3 separate regions of the Homo sapiens genome follow, and all the other regions are linked to region 1. The links are chromatin contacts, found by Hi-C or POLR2A ChIA-PET in ENCODE. All regions are on one chromosome and are shown on one strand. The core of a region is the stretch at or near the end of the contact, and the rest is flanking DNA. Distances in the headings are between cores, read along the strand shown.

Region 1 (4,199 bases), core at 461-2,960:
CCCAGGCTGGAGTGCAATGGTGCAATCTCGGTACACTGCAGCCTCCTCCTCCTGGGTTCAAACAATTCTCCTGCCTCGGCCTACTGAGTAGCTGGGATTATGGGTGCCCACCACCACACCCAACTAATTTTTATATTTTTAGTAGAGACAGGGTTTTGCCATGTTGGCCAGGCTGGTCTCAAACGCCTGACCTCAGGTGATCCGCCCACCTCAGCCTCCCAAAGTGCTGGGATTACAGGCATGAGCCACTGCGCCCAGCCTGAGGCAAATATTTAATCTCTTAACCTGTTCAGTGGTTGCTATTTAGTTAACATCGTATCTGGATTGTCCCATGGACATTCAAGAGGATGGAAAAGTCTACTGTGTTTGGAGAGCAGCAAGGGATAGGGACTATGTCTCTTGTTTCTTTTTCTTTCTTTCTTTCTTCTTCTTTTTTTTTTTTTTTGAGATGGAGTTTTGCTCTTGTTGCCCAGGCTGGGGTGCAGTGGCACAATCTTGGCTCACCGCCACCTTCACCTCCTGGGGTCAAGCGATTCTCCTGCCTCAGCTCCCGAGTAGCTGGGATTACAGGCACGCGCCACCACGCCCGGCTAATTCTGTATTTTTAGTACAGACGATGTTTCACCATGTTGGTCAGGCTGGTCTCGAACTCCCGACCTCAGGTGATCTGCCCGCCTCGGCCTTCCAAAGTGCTGGGATTACAGGCGTGTGCCACCGCGCCCGGCCGGGGCTGCTTCTTAACGCGAGAAATTCCATAATTTCTACGGAAATGCAAACGTTTCTGGGCTGTGCTGGGTTGACCTTTTTCTTTGCATGAGTAATGATTCTTAAAAACATCCGTTCCTTGGCCGGGTGCGGTGGCCCATGCCTATAATCCCAGCACTTTGGGATGCCGAGGCAGGCGGATCACGAGGTCAAGAAATCGAGACCATCCTGGCCAACATGATGAAACCCCCTCCCTACTAAAAATACAAAAATTAGCTGGGCGTGGTGGCGCGCGCCTGTAGTCGCAGCTACTCGGGAGGCTGAGGCAGGAGAATCACTTGAACCCAGGAGGTGGAGGTTGCAGTGAGCCTAGATCGCGCCACTGCACTCCAGCCTGAGGACAGAGCGAGACTCCATCTCAAAACAAAACAAAACAAAAATCCATTCCTCTATTGAGACAAAAAAGAAAAAAAATCACAAGATTCACGTGAAACGGAAAAGCCTCTGCCTTTCAGAACCTTGGCAAAGTCGAACCCCCTCCCCTCTCTGGTTGGGTTGGGCTGGAGAAGCCAGCCCCTGGCACCTGCGCCGCCCCTACCTTCCCACCCCGCGGTGGGGGTAGTTGTGCCTCTGAGCCTGAGCACCTCTTCAGCTGTTTTACTCCCTCCCCTCCCTTGAGTTTCCCATCTCTGCCCCCGCCCAACCCCCCGATTTTTAATCTTGGTGTTTGGAAGGAGGGAGGGGGCAAAAACGGGAGCCAGATGTGTACGAGTCCTCCGCTCCCGCCTCCTCCCTCCTCTCGGGCTTCCTAAAACCCGGAGCCCTAATCAAGGAGGATTCGGAGCCAGACGGTCGCGGCGCAAGCAAACAACTCGGCTCCGCGGCTCCCCCGGGAGTGGAAGCCAGGAGGGAGGGGGAGAGGAAGCGGGGCGTGCTCAGTAGGCGGGACAAAGTTTTTTTTTTTTTCTTCTCCCTTTTTTTCGGTCGCAAGTAGGAAGCTTTTTGCACTCCACCACCTCTGGCCGCTGGGAAGACGTCATCGCTTCCGCCCTACTTCCTCCTCCTGTTGGCGGCGGTGAGAATCCAATATGGAGTAAATCGGTGGAGTCGAGAGATGGGGCTCGGACGGGGCGCCCTGCACCGCCTCCCAGGCGCACCTCCCCCGGCCGCCGACCGCTCCCCGGAACCGTGATTGGCCCGGCCCCCCGGGGGCGACCCCGGACTGAGCCCCCCCACCCGCGGCCGGCGCTCTCCTCCTCCTCGCAGCAGTCCCTGCCGCTCCGAGGCGCGCTTGTTTTTCTCCTGCTCTCCCCCACCGCCGTCCCCTTCCCAAATCTCGCCCCCTCTGCCCGCTCCCGAGCCCCCGGAGCCTCCGCCCGCCTCTCCCCACGGCGCTGCGGCGTTCACTCCCCGCGCAGCCTGCCTTTGCACCCCTTCCCCCAAACCCTATCCCGCGCCCTGCTTCCCCTTCTGCTGCGGCGCCCTCTTCATCTCTAGCCGCCCCCCCTCCCCAAATCAGGCGATCTCCGGAGATGTGAAGAAGGGGGGCGAGCGGACAGGAAGATGAAGGGAGCAAAGCTGCCCGCCGCGGGACAGGCGTCTAGGTGAACAAGAAAATGACCGAAGAAACACACCCAGACGAGTAAGTTTGGTCGCGGGGTGGGACGAGGGTGCCCCTCAGGGGCAGCGTGGGGGCCGGGGCTGAGGATGCGGGCGGGGACGCTTATTGGGTGAACTTGGCGTGGGGTGCAGCGACTCGCTGACCTTTCGGCGTTGGGACGCGAGGCTTCCCTGCTTGTTGAAGTGAGGAGAGGGCAAAAACTGCTGCGGGCTGGCGGGCGCACGCCTAGGGTCGGCGGGCTGGTGGCAGCTCCGGGGGCCAAGGGCGTGCGGGTGACCTCCCGGCGGTCTCCGCTCCCTCTCGGAGGACTTACAGCTCCCCCGCCCCCGAAATCCTCGGCGGCTAGAGCGGAAGACCTGACACCCCCACTCCGGCTTCCCGGGGCTGGTGGGTTTTTGCACAGTGACTTTGTGACTCCCGCCGCCCCGCGAGCCCTGCAGTCCGCTCCGGAGCCCACTGGGGCCTAGGCTCCGCCATTTCGTTTTCTTGAATCGCTCTCATTTGCATACCACATTTTCATTCATAAAAAACACGGCGGAGCGAGAGGAGGACAGGCGCGGGCTGCGCGGGGGTCTGGTGCGCCAGGGTCCCCGCGCGGGCCGGCGTGCTGGAGCCGCCCGAGGGGCCCCGCGGCGCGTGAGTGCCTGTGCACGCGCTTGTGGCCGGCACACGCGTCCTGCGGGGTCGGGCGGCTCGGGGCGGACCGAGGCGTGTGCGGCGGGGGCGTGCGGGGCATCGCGCTGGGGGCGCGCGTGTGTGTGTGTGTATGTGAGTGTCCTCGCGGGTGCGCGTGCACGGGCTTGTGCCTGGCCCGCGGGCCCGAGGGGAACAATGCTCGGGGCGCTCCGCCGGAGGGATCCTGGGCCGCCCCGCGCGGGACCCGTGACTGTCGCCAGCCCGGGGCGGAGGTGCAGCTGCCTCCTGCCTCGCGGTCCAGGGGTCCAGTTTGGCATTTTCCCTCCCTGGTCTGAGGCGTTTTCAGTCTCGGGTGCGACGGGGGCGGGGCCGCGGGGCCCGACGCCTCAAGTCTTATGCCTGGGGTTTGAGCGGTCACCGCGCGGCGGCCGCCGCTGCTGCTCAGTGGCTGTGCCCGCCACCAGCCACTTTTTTTTTTTTGTGAATAAGACGCGCTCCTTTATTGTCACATGATATCCCTCCCCTCCTCCCCTGCACATTCATAAATCCGGAGCCTGCATCCGTTCCTTTCATTCAGTGCTGCCATTAGCCAAGGTAGCGGCGGCGCGGGCTTGGGCGCAAAGAGCTGGTTGGCAGCCGCGGGGACGCGCCCTGGAGGGAGGCCCCGCGCGCGTCTTTGCAGGGGAGTGTGGGCTTCGGAAGGCGTGCTCCGGAGGCCCCAGGTCTTTTGCCCCCCGCAGGCATTGAGCCTCAAGAGTGCTGGGAGGGGAAGTGACTCAGGGCTGGGCGACTGGGAGGCTTGTCTCTTGCAGCAGGTGACAGTGCTGTGCCCTACTCTAGGAAATCTACTCACTTTATTAAATATACCCCCTTTATCCTTTGGCGTCTGCTGTTGCCAGTCCGGGCGGGAGTGGGGCTGGTGTTTGGGAAAGGGAATTTCAGTTTCCTTCCTGTGAGTCCCCAGGGAACTTTGACTGCAGTAACCCCTGATCTTCCAGACAGCCGTCACAGGAGAGGATCCCTGCTGCTGTGCCTGTCGCAGACGTCCCACCGCATCTGCTGGTGTTTCTATTTCAGACGTTTTGCTTTGTCTTCGTATATAGCATCTTAAAATGGTAAAATGAAAAAAAGTTGCGCTTTTAGGGCTGAAATACAGAGAAGGAATATGCTGCTGGGCCTTGCTGCCTTTTGAACGTGACCAATAAATCAATATTTTTATGGGCCCTCGATTGTACCT
Region 2 (4,199 bases), core at 473-2,972, 170 kb before region 1:
AGGAGTTGATTCATCTATAGCTCTAAGTAGTCAGTGTGAGCCCATTCACCTCCCTACTGACTGATTTAGGAAGCGATTGTGATCCAGTGCTGGCCAATGAGATGTGACAGAAGGTCAATGAAGGGGTTTCTGAGAAATCTTTCCATAATAATAAAAAGCAACACACAGGGAGAATTTTCTTCTGCTGGACAAGGTCATATCTATTTTGATGTCAGAAATCTGGCTGCTATCTTGGCACAAGGAGAAAGCACAAAGCTCATTGAGAAGGGCAAAATGGAAAGAATGGGAGACACTTGTATATCTTGGGATGTTGATTTTGGAACCAACCTGCAACTTACCCTATGCAAGATAACAAATTATCCAGAATGGCCTAAACCATTCTGACCTGTGCTTTCTGTAACTTGCATTCAAAGGCATCCTACCCAATGTACAGGCAAATCAAGCACAGCTTAGTAGAGATTCTTGTGGAGTCTTTTTTAATGACTATATTAAAAATCATAAATACCATGCCAATCTTTTGTATGTGAGGTAATTAAAAGTTTGTCATCACTGAGCAATTCTTGCCTTTGAAATCCCATTTTGCTTGTAGAATGTTAGAAGAATTTGCCAAGGAGAAACAAATCTTATCCCAATTCTCACTAATTGTTGATTGTCAAAGTATTTCAAGTCCAAGGTAGCAGCCTCATAGTTAAGGTTTCCTCCTGCAATCCACTCAATACGGCTGACCCAGCCTGCGTGTACAAGTTATGCCCTGCACGTCTGGTAGAACCTTGTGGTAGCATCTAACTCTTCCAGACTTCCAGGGGACCATTTCTAGGTATAAACCCAGAACTCATTGAATGATTTCCTAACAGCTACATTTCCAAAGGAAAACACAACAAAACTTGTTCATGACAGCCATTAAACTTCTTGTGGGCTAATAGAAAGCAAAATTCTAAATGGAAAGAAATGCAAATTTCGACACACAGAGCACATGTGTAGGTCAGAGGGGCAATTCACTTGTGATCTGGCTGGGCCAGCAGGGCTCCACTCCCCAGCTGGACCTAGGCAATCTGTCTTCTGTCTCCATCAGGTTGTGGCTTCCAGAACTTGGGCTCAGAGACGGTTCCCTATGCCAATTCCCCTTGGCAGGAAAGACACCTTCTGGCAACACCGTTGCTATTCCCAGTCCTTCACCCCTGCCAACCTCCTCATGTTTTATCTATTTTTATTTGAATTGGTGATCAAGGGATTAACCCAGTTTATACAAATTCCATCTTCCAAAAAGCCATTATGGTGCAGTTGCAATTGTGATATTTCACTCTCCAAATGAATCAAATTGGATTTTAATGACAGTAGACTCCATTAAGCAACACCTGATTGGGTTATTTCCTGGAAATTTCATCTTCATTGTTTTCTCCATCACTGCTACCAAAAAAAAAACACATAGCAGGAGAGCTATCAGGGGCTGCCGCCAAGCTACATTGGATCATCCTTGAAATCATGGTCATGTTTCCTTCTAACAAGTCGAATGTTTCAGTTTTACTCATTCATTCCATAGGACACCCTCAACCCAGTGTCAATTTCTACTAAAAAAAAGCGGGGGTAAGGTAAATTGTTTTTTGTAGGGGACTTGGTAGTTGTAGGGGACTATAATTCCTCACAAGAAACTCTCATGTGGGGTATATAATTTGTATGTAAATTTTTTTTTTCTTTTGAGACGGAGTTTCACTCTTGTTTTCCAGGCTGGAGTGCAACGGCACAATCTCGGCTCACCGCAACCTCCGCCTCCCGGGTTCAAGCGATTCTGCTGCCTCAGCCTCCTGAGTAGCTGGGATTACAGGCATGTGCCACCACGCCCGGCTAATTTTGTATTTTTAGTACAGATAGGGTTTCTCCATATTGGTCAGGCTGGTCTCGAACTCCCAACCTCAGGTGATCCGCATGCCTCAGCCTCCCAAAGTTCTGGGATTACAGGCATGAGCCACCGCACCCGGCCATTTGTATGTAATTTTCTATATTTATTGAAATGCATTTTAAGTAATATGAAAGCATTTTTCTCCTTACAATGGAAAAACCAACTTGATTTTACATTTATTTATATAACCTGACTTAATTCTATGTAAGTCAAGTGAAAAAGGAAACAACTGCTCTGTGGAATCAACCTGAAGATGTCTAATTTTTCCTCTGATGCCACCAGACTTAAAGCAGTTCACGATCCTCTCTACAAAGAAGTATATTTAGGTTCTCCCTCTCCCTCTCCCTCTCCCTCTCCCCACGGTCTCCCTCTGATGCCGAGCCGAAGCTGGACTGTACTGCTGCCATCTCGGCTCACTGCAGCCTCCCTGCCTGATTCTCCTGCCTCAGCCTGCCCAGTGCCTGCGATTGCAGGTGCGCGCCGCCACGCCTGACTGGTTTTCGTATTTTTTTGGTGGAGACGGGGTTTCGCTGTGTTGGCCAGGCTGGTCTCCAGCTCCTAACCGCGAGTGATCCGCCAGCCTTGGCCTCCCGAGGTGCCAGGATGGCAGACGGAGTCGCGTTCACTCAGTGCTCAATGGTGCCCAGGCTGGAGTGCAGTGGCATGATCTCGGCTCGCTACAACCTCCACCTCCCAGCTGCCTGCCTTGGCCCCCCAAAGTGCCGAGATTGCAGCCTCTGCCTGGCCACCACCCCGTCTGGGAAGTGAGGAGCGTCTCTGCCTGGCCGCCCATCGTCTGGGATGTGAGGAGCCTCTCTGACTGGCTGCCCAGTCTGGAAAGTGAGGAGCGTCTCTGCCCGGCCGCCATCCCATCTAGGAAGTGAGGAGCGTCTCTGCCAGGCCGCCCATCGTCTGAGATGTGGGGAGCGCCTCTGCCCTGCCGCCCCGTCTGGGATGTGAGGAGCGTCTCTGCCCGGCTGACCCGTCTGAGAAGTGAGGAGACCCTCTGCCTGGCAACCGCCCCGTCTGAGAAGTGAGGAGCGTCTCCGCCCAGCAGCCACCCTGTCCGGGAGGGAGGTGGGGGGGTCAGCCCCCCGCCCGGCCAGCCGCCCGTCCGGGAGGAAGGTGGGGGGGTCAGCCCCCCGCCTGGCCAGCCGCCCCGTCCGGGAGGGAGGTGGGGGGTCAGCCCCCCGCCCGGACAGCCGCCCCGTCCGGGAGGGAGGTGGGGGGGTCAGCCCCCCACCTGGCCAGCCGCCCCGTCCGGGAGGGAGGTGGGGGGGTCAGCCCCCCGCCCGGCCAGCCGCCCCGTCCGGGAGGGAGGTGGGGGGGCAGCCCCCCGCCCGGCCAGCCACCCCATCCGGGAGGTGAGGGGTGCCTCTGCCCGGCCGCCCCTACTGGGAAGTGAGGAGCCCCTCTGCCCGGCCAGCCGCCCCGTCCGGGAAGGAGGTGGGGGGGTCAGCCCCCCGCCCGGCCAGCCGCCCCGTCCGGGAGGGAGGTGGGGGGGTCAGCCCTCCACCTGGCCAGCCGCCCCGTCCGGGAGGGAGGTGGGGGGGTCAGCGCCCCGCCCGGCCAGCCGCCCCGTCCGGGAGGGAGGTGGGGGGTCAGCCCCCCGCCCGGCCAGCCACCCCATCCGGGAGGTGAGGGGTGCCTCTGCCCGGCCGCCCCTACTGGGAAGTGAGGAGCCCCTCTGCCCGGCCAGCCGCCCCGTCTGGGAGGTGTACTCAACAGCTCATTGAGAACGGGCCATGATGACAATGGCGGTTTTGTGGAATAGAAAGGGGGGAAAGGTGGGGAAAAGATTGAGAAATCGGATGGTTGCCGTGTCTGTGTAGAAAGAGGTAGACATGGGAGACTTTTCATTTTGTTCTGTACTAAGAAAAATTCTTCTGCCTTGGGATCCTGTTGATCTGTGACCTTACCCCCAACCCTGTGCTCTCTGAAACATGTGCTGTGTCCACTCAGGGTTGAATGGATTAAGGGTGGTGCAAGATGTCCTTTGTTAAACAGATGCTTGAAGGCAGCATGCTCGTTAAGAGTCATCACCACTCCCTAATCTCAAGTACCCAGGGACACAAACACTCTGCCTAGGAAAACCAGAGACCTTTGTTCACTTGTTTATCTGCTGACCTTCCCTCCACTATTGTCCTGTGACCCTGCCAAATCCCCCTCTGCGAGAAACACCCAAGAATGATCAATTTAAAAAAAAAAAAAAAAAAAAAAAGAAGTATATTTAGGATTTACCAGAGTGCAATAATACAAGTCCCTGAGGGCAAGGTCATGTTTGTCTTGCCCTCACTGTATT
Region 3 (4,199 bases), core at 1,105-3,604, 140 kb before region 1:
ATTGAATAAGCAAGACACCTGATTATAGTGACCAAAACAGCTCATTTGCTCTATCTCTCAACCCTTTCATTTTTACTTACAAAGATATCAGCCTGTTCCTCAGAGGAAAATGTCATCAGTTTTTTTGTTTTTTTGTTTTTTTTTGCCCACTTCTAGGTCAGAGACAATTCTTACGTCACTGTAAATCCCAAACACAGTCTTGACTTCAAAATAAGGATGTCCTGTCAATATAATATTTGGCACACACTTTTTTTGTTTTGTTTTGTTTTTGTTTTTTTTGAGACGAAGTCTCACTCTGTCGCCCAAGCTGGCTGCTCCATGTCTTTCCTGTGGAAACCACTTTTTGAAATTCCCCCAGCGGTCTCAAGCCTGGAGTTAGAATGAGCACTTCCCACTCCTCCCTGAAAAGGGAAGTTGGGGGCCCAAGAGCACAGCAACAACTCTCTCCAAAGAAACCTCTTCACCAAGGCTTGTTCTTTTTCTTTCTCTCATCTCTGTTTTTAAGGATGTCCAAAAGTCAGGGAGCAGTTCCCCAGAGATTTCCCTTGAGAGTCTGCAAGTGAGGAATTGTTTTCCACACACTTTGCCAGGAAAAGTCCCATTCTAACACCTCTCACATTAGTATATAAAAAGACTTACTGCGGGAAAAAGTGTGCATCACAAATGAGCAAAGTCATGGAGTATCCGCAAGTCATGTGGGGAAGATGGACTCTCAGGGTTAAGAAAAGAATAGAAAGTTCAATACTCACTATGCACCATACGCAGAAAATTTAATCCCAGTTATTTTAGGCCATAAAATATAAAAAAGAAGTAGTTTTAAAACTAGAAATGTTGTAAGTGTGTATTTCACTGGTTTTGTAATAATATAGAACTTTCTAAGCCTCAAGACAATGGGGAGAAAAGCACAGAAGAAAAGCTAATAGTTTAACATTTCTTTTTAACTAGAACACTTAGTAGACATTGAGAACCTGCTGCTATATTGAAACTCAGAAAATCCTCTCCTAGGATCAGAGGCATAAAGATGCCAAGAAGTCAACCAAAGTTGTATGACAGACCAAGAAACGTCTGTTTCAGACATTTGGAATCCTATAAGATTCCATAAGTTACTTTCAATTGAACCAAATATAACATGTCCTAAACTTCACAGTGAGACTGCTGTTTCACATGACAGCCATATTCCAGATTAATGCAACCTGACAGCATGCTCTATTTTTCTTTTTCTTTTTCTTTTTCTTTTCTGAGACAGAGTTTTTAGCTCTTGTTGCCCAGGCTGGAGTGCAATGGCACGATCTCGGCTCACTACAACCTCTGCCTCCCGGGTTCAAGCGATTGTCCTGCCTCAGCCTCCTGAGTAGCTGGGATTATGGGCACCCACCACCACGCCCAACTAATTTTTGTATTTTTAGTAGAGACGGGGTTTAACCACATTGGCCAGGCTGGTCTCGAACTCCTGACCTCAGGTGATCCTCCCGCCCCGGCCTCCCAAAGTGCTGGGATTACAGGCGTGAGCCACCGGGCGCCTGGTCCCATGCTCTATTTTTCATTCATTCATTTCACAAAAGCTATTATGAGCCCAGACTGTGCAGCACTGTTCCAGGCTCTTGGCATCCAAAAGCTAACCAGACCGTGCTCCCTCCCTCATGTATTTTACCTTCTTTGGAGGCAGAGGGACAATAAATAAGTGCAGAAGTTAACAAACTTTTTCATATTGTGAGAAATGGCAACATAATATGAGCTCATATTTTTACAATCCAGAGTTGCTTTCATTAAGAATCTGTGCTTCTCAACCTTGGGTACACTTTGGACTAATGTAGAAAGCCCTTTTAAATACTGATGACTGGTTCCCATTCCCAGAGATTCTGGCATAATTGGCTAGGTAAAGCCTAGGCATTGGCCTTTTTTTTTTTTTTTTTTTTTTTTTTTTTTTTTTTTTTTTTGAGACAGCGTCTCCCTCTGTCACCCAGGCTGGAGTGCAGTGGCGCGATCCTGGCTCACTGCAACCTCCGCCTCCCTGGTTCAAGTGATTCTCCTGCCTCAGCCTCCCGAGCAGCTGGGATTACAGGCGCACGCCCGGCTAATTTTCTTTTTGTTTTTTGTTTGTTTTTTTTTAGTAGAGATGGGGTTTCACTGTGTTGCCCAGGCTAGTCTCGATCTCCTGAGCTCAGGCAATCCATCCGCCTCGGCCTCCCAAAGTGCTAGGATTACAGGCTTGAGCCACCGCGCAAGGCCTTTTGTTTTTTGTTTTGTTTTGTTTTTCCCATCCCCTCAAGTGATTCTAATGTACGGCCAGAAGAGAACTGAAAAGGGTATATAAAAGAAACTACCACTAGATGTCACTGTCCCCAAAGGTTTGAAGAGAAACAGTCCTCAAGTAGTCAATGGCTAAGTTCCCGCTAGATAAACAGACTTGATTTTGCCATATTTTGGATCCAAGCAAATGTCCAATACAAATATATATATATGTTCCTCAATTTATCTTTGGCCTGAATGAAGCAAGTCATACAAAACCCAAATGTGGCCGGGCGTGGTGGCTCACGCCTGTAATCCCAGCACTTTGGGAGGCCGAGGCGGGCGGATCACGAGGTCAGAAGATCCAGACCATCCTGGCTAACACGGTGAAACCCCGTCTCTACTAAAAATACAAAAAATTAGCCGGGCGTGGTGGCGGACGCGTGTAGTCCCAGCTACTCGGGAGGCTGAGGCAGGAGAATGGCATGAACCCGGGAGGCGGAGCTTGCAGTGAGCCAAGATCGCGCCACTGCACTCCAGCCTGGGCGACAGAGCAAGACTCCATCTCAAAAAGAAAAAAAAAAAAAAACCAAATGTATTAGTTTGCTGGGGCTGCCATAACAAACTTGGGGGCTTAACAGAAGCCCAAAGTGTTTTGTTGGAGAGTTATTTTCTCTTGAGGCCTCTCTTCTTGGTTTGCAAATGGCCATCTTTTTCTTTTCTCTTTTTTTTTTTTTTTTTTTTTTTTGAGACAGTGTCTTCTCTGTTGCCCAGACTGGAGTGCAGTGGCTGGATCTCAGCTCACTGCAACCTCCACCTCCTGGATTCAAGCAATTCTCCTACCTCAGCCTCCCGAGTAGCTGAGATTACAGGTGCACGCCACCATGCCTGGCTAATTTTTTGTATTGTTTTGTAGAGACAGGGTTTCACCACATTGCACAGGCTGGTCTTGAACTCCTGGGCTCAAGCAATCCTCTCACCTCGGCCTCTCAAAGTGCTGGGATTTCAGGTGTAAGCCACCATGCCCAGTCTTGCAGATAGCCACCTTTCCACTGTGTCCTCACATGGCTGTCCTTCAGCCCGTGTTGGCTGGGTCCTAATCCCCACTTCTTATAAAGATACCAGTAATACTGAATTAGGGCCCACCCTAAAGACTGTTTTAACTTAATGACTTCTTTAAAGGCCCTATCTCCAAATACAATCTACAGTCACATTCTGAAGTTCTGGGCCATTAAGGGCTTCAACATATGAATTTGCGGGGCGGGGCTGGGGGGAGGGCAGATACATTTTTCAAGAAATCACCAAGAAATCAAAAGCAAAACCAATCTACTTGATGAGTGGCAAATGAGTAGTTTCCCAGCCATCCACAATTCTAAAGATCTCTCACATAATAACTATGGAGCAAATTGGTTGCTTTAAAAAACAAAAAAGACTTTTAAAAATTATTTTTATTCTTTATTTCTTTAGTTTTTTTTAGCCAGGACATGTTCTTATATGAATTTTTTTTTTTTGCAAAAATCGTACTTCTTGGCCAGGCACGGTGCCTCACACCTGTAATCCTAGCACTTTGGGAGGCCAAGGCAGGCGGATCACCTGAGGTCAGGAGTTCGAGACCAGCCTGACCAACATGAAGAAACCTCGTCTCTATTAAAAATACAAAAATTAGCCGGGCGTGGTGGCGGGTGCCTGTAATCCTAGCTACTCAGGAGGCTGAGACAGGACAATCGCTTGAACCCAGGAGGCAGAGGTTGCAGTGAGCCAAGATCGCACCACTTTGCACACCAGCCTGGGTAAGAGAGTGAGACTCTGTCTCCAAAAAAAAAAAAAAAAAAAAAAAAGGCCTAATCCAAATAGGAAAAGAGGAAGAAAAACTCTCTCTCTTTGCAGACAATATGATTTTTTTCTTTTCTTTTCTTTTCTTTGCTTTTTTTAAGAGACAGAGTTTTACTTTTGTTGCCCAGGCTGTGCAA

The links. A loop is a pair of places that touch in the nucleus more often than their neighbours do. ChIA-PET counts read pairs that join two places held with the same protein, here RNA polymerase II (POLR2A). Pooled maps may share reads with other maps.
Region 2: a loop to region 1 is called in a map with no recorded cell type, with 2.3 times the contacts of the local background. The contact joins the promoter of LINC03050 here to the promoter of SPRED2 in region 1. A Hi-C loop is called at or near these places in 20 of 37 single-sample maps with no recorded cell type and 10 of 50 pooled maps. POLR2A ChIA-PET finds 5 or more read pairs at or near these places in 1 of 52 experiments (RWPE1).
Region 3: a map of dorsolateral prefrontal cortex shows a loop between it and region 1 (4-fold over the local background). The contact joins the enhancer-like site here to the promoter of SPRED2 in region 1. A Hi-C loop is called at or near these places in 9 of 168 maps with a recorded cell type or tissue (CD4-positive, alpha-beta memory T cell, IMR-90, MCF 10A and 6 more), 2 of 37 single-sample maps with no recorded cell type and 12 of 50 pooled maps. POLR2A ChIA-PET finds 5 or more read pairs at or near these places in 9 of 52 experiments (AG04450, H1, MCF 10A and 6 more).

Annotation. Positions count from the first base shown.
Region 1 is chr2:65,430,110-65,434,308 of GRCh38, reverse strand. SPRED2 (sprouty related EVH1 domain containing 2) reads left to right here and starts at 1,710. Exons shown (of 6, transcript NM_181784.3): 1 at 1,710-2,347. The coding sequence starts at 2,322. RefSeq lists silencers at 1,808-2,007, 2,778-2,827, 2,858-3,367.
Region 2 is chr2:65,599,888-65,604,086 of GRCh38, reverse strand. LINC03050 (long intergenic non-protein coding RNA 3050) reads left to right here and starts at 1,722. Exons shown (of 3, transcript NR_182288.2): 1 at 1,722-2,930. RefSeq lists enhancers at 1,843-2,436, 2,437-3,030.
Region 3 is chr2:65,571,451-65,575,649 of GRCh38, reverse strand. No RefSeq gene overlaps it. Among named protein-coding and RNA genes, the nearest start is that of LINC03050, 29 kb to the left of the region's middle. Within about 2 kb of position 2,354, at least 2 of the 41 ENCODE cell types and tissues checked have a DNase peak (open chromatin) inside an H3K27ac peak, as active enhancers do; they include mammary epithelial cell, where a contact is called at or near this core.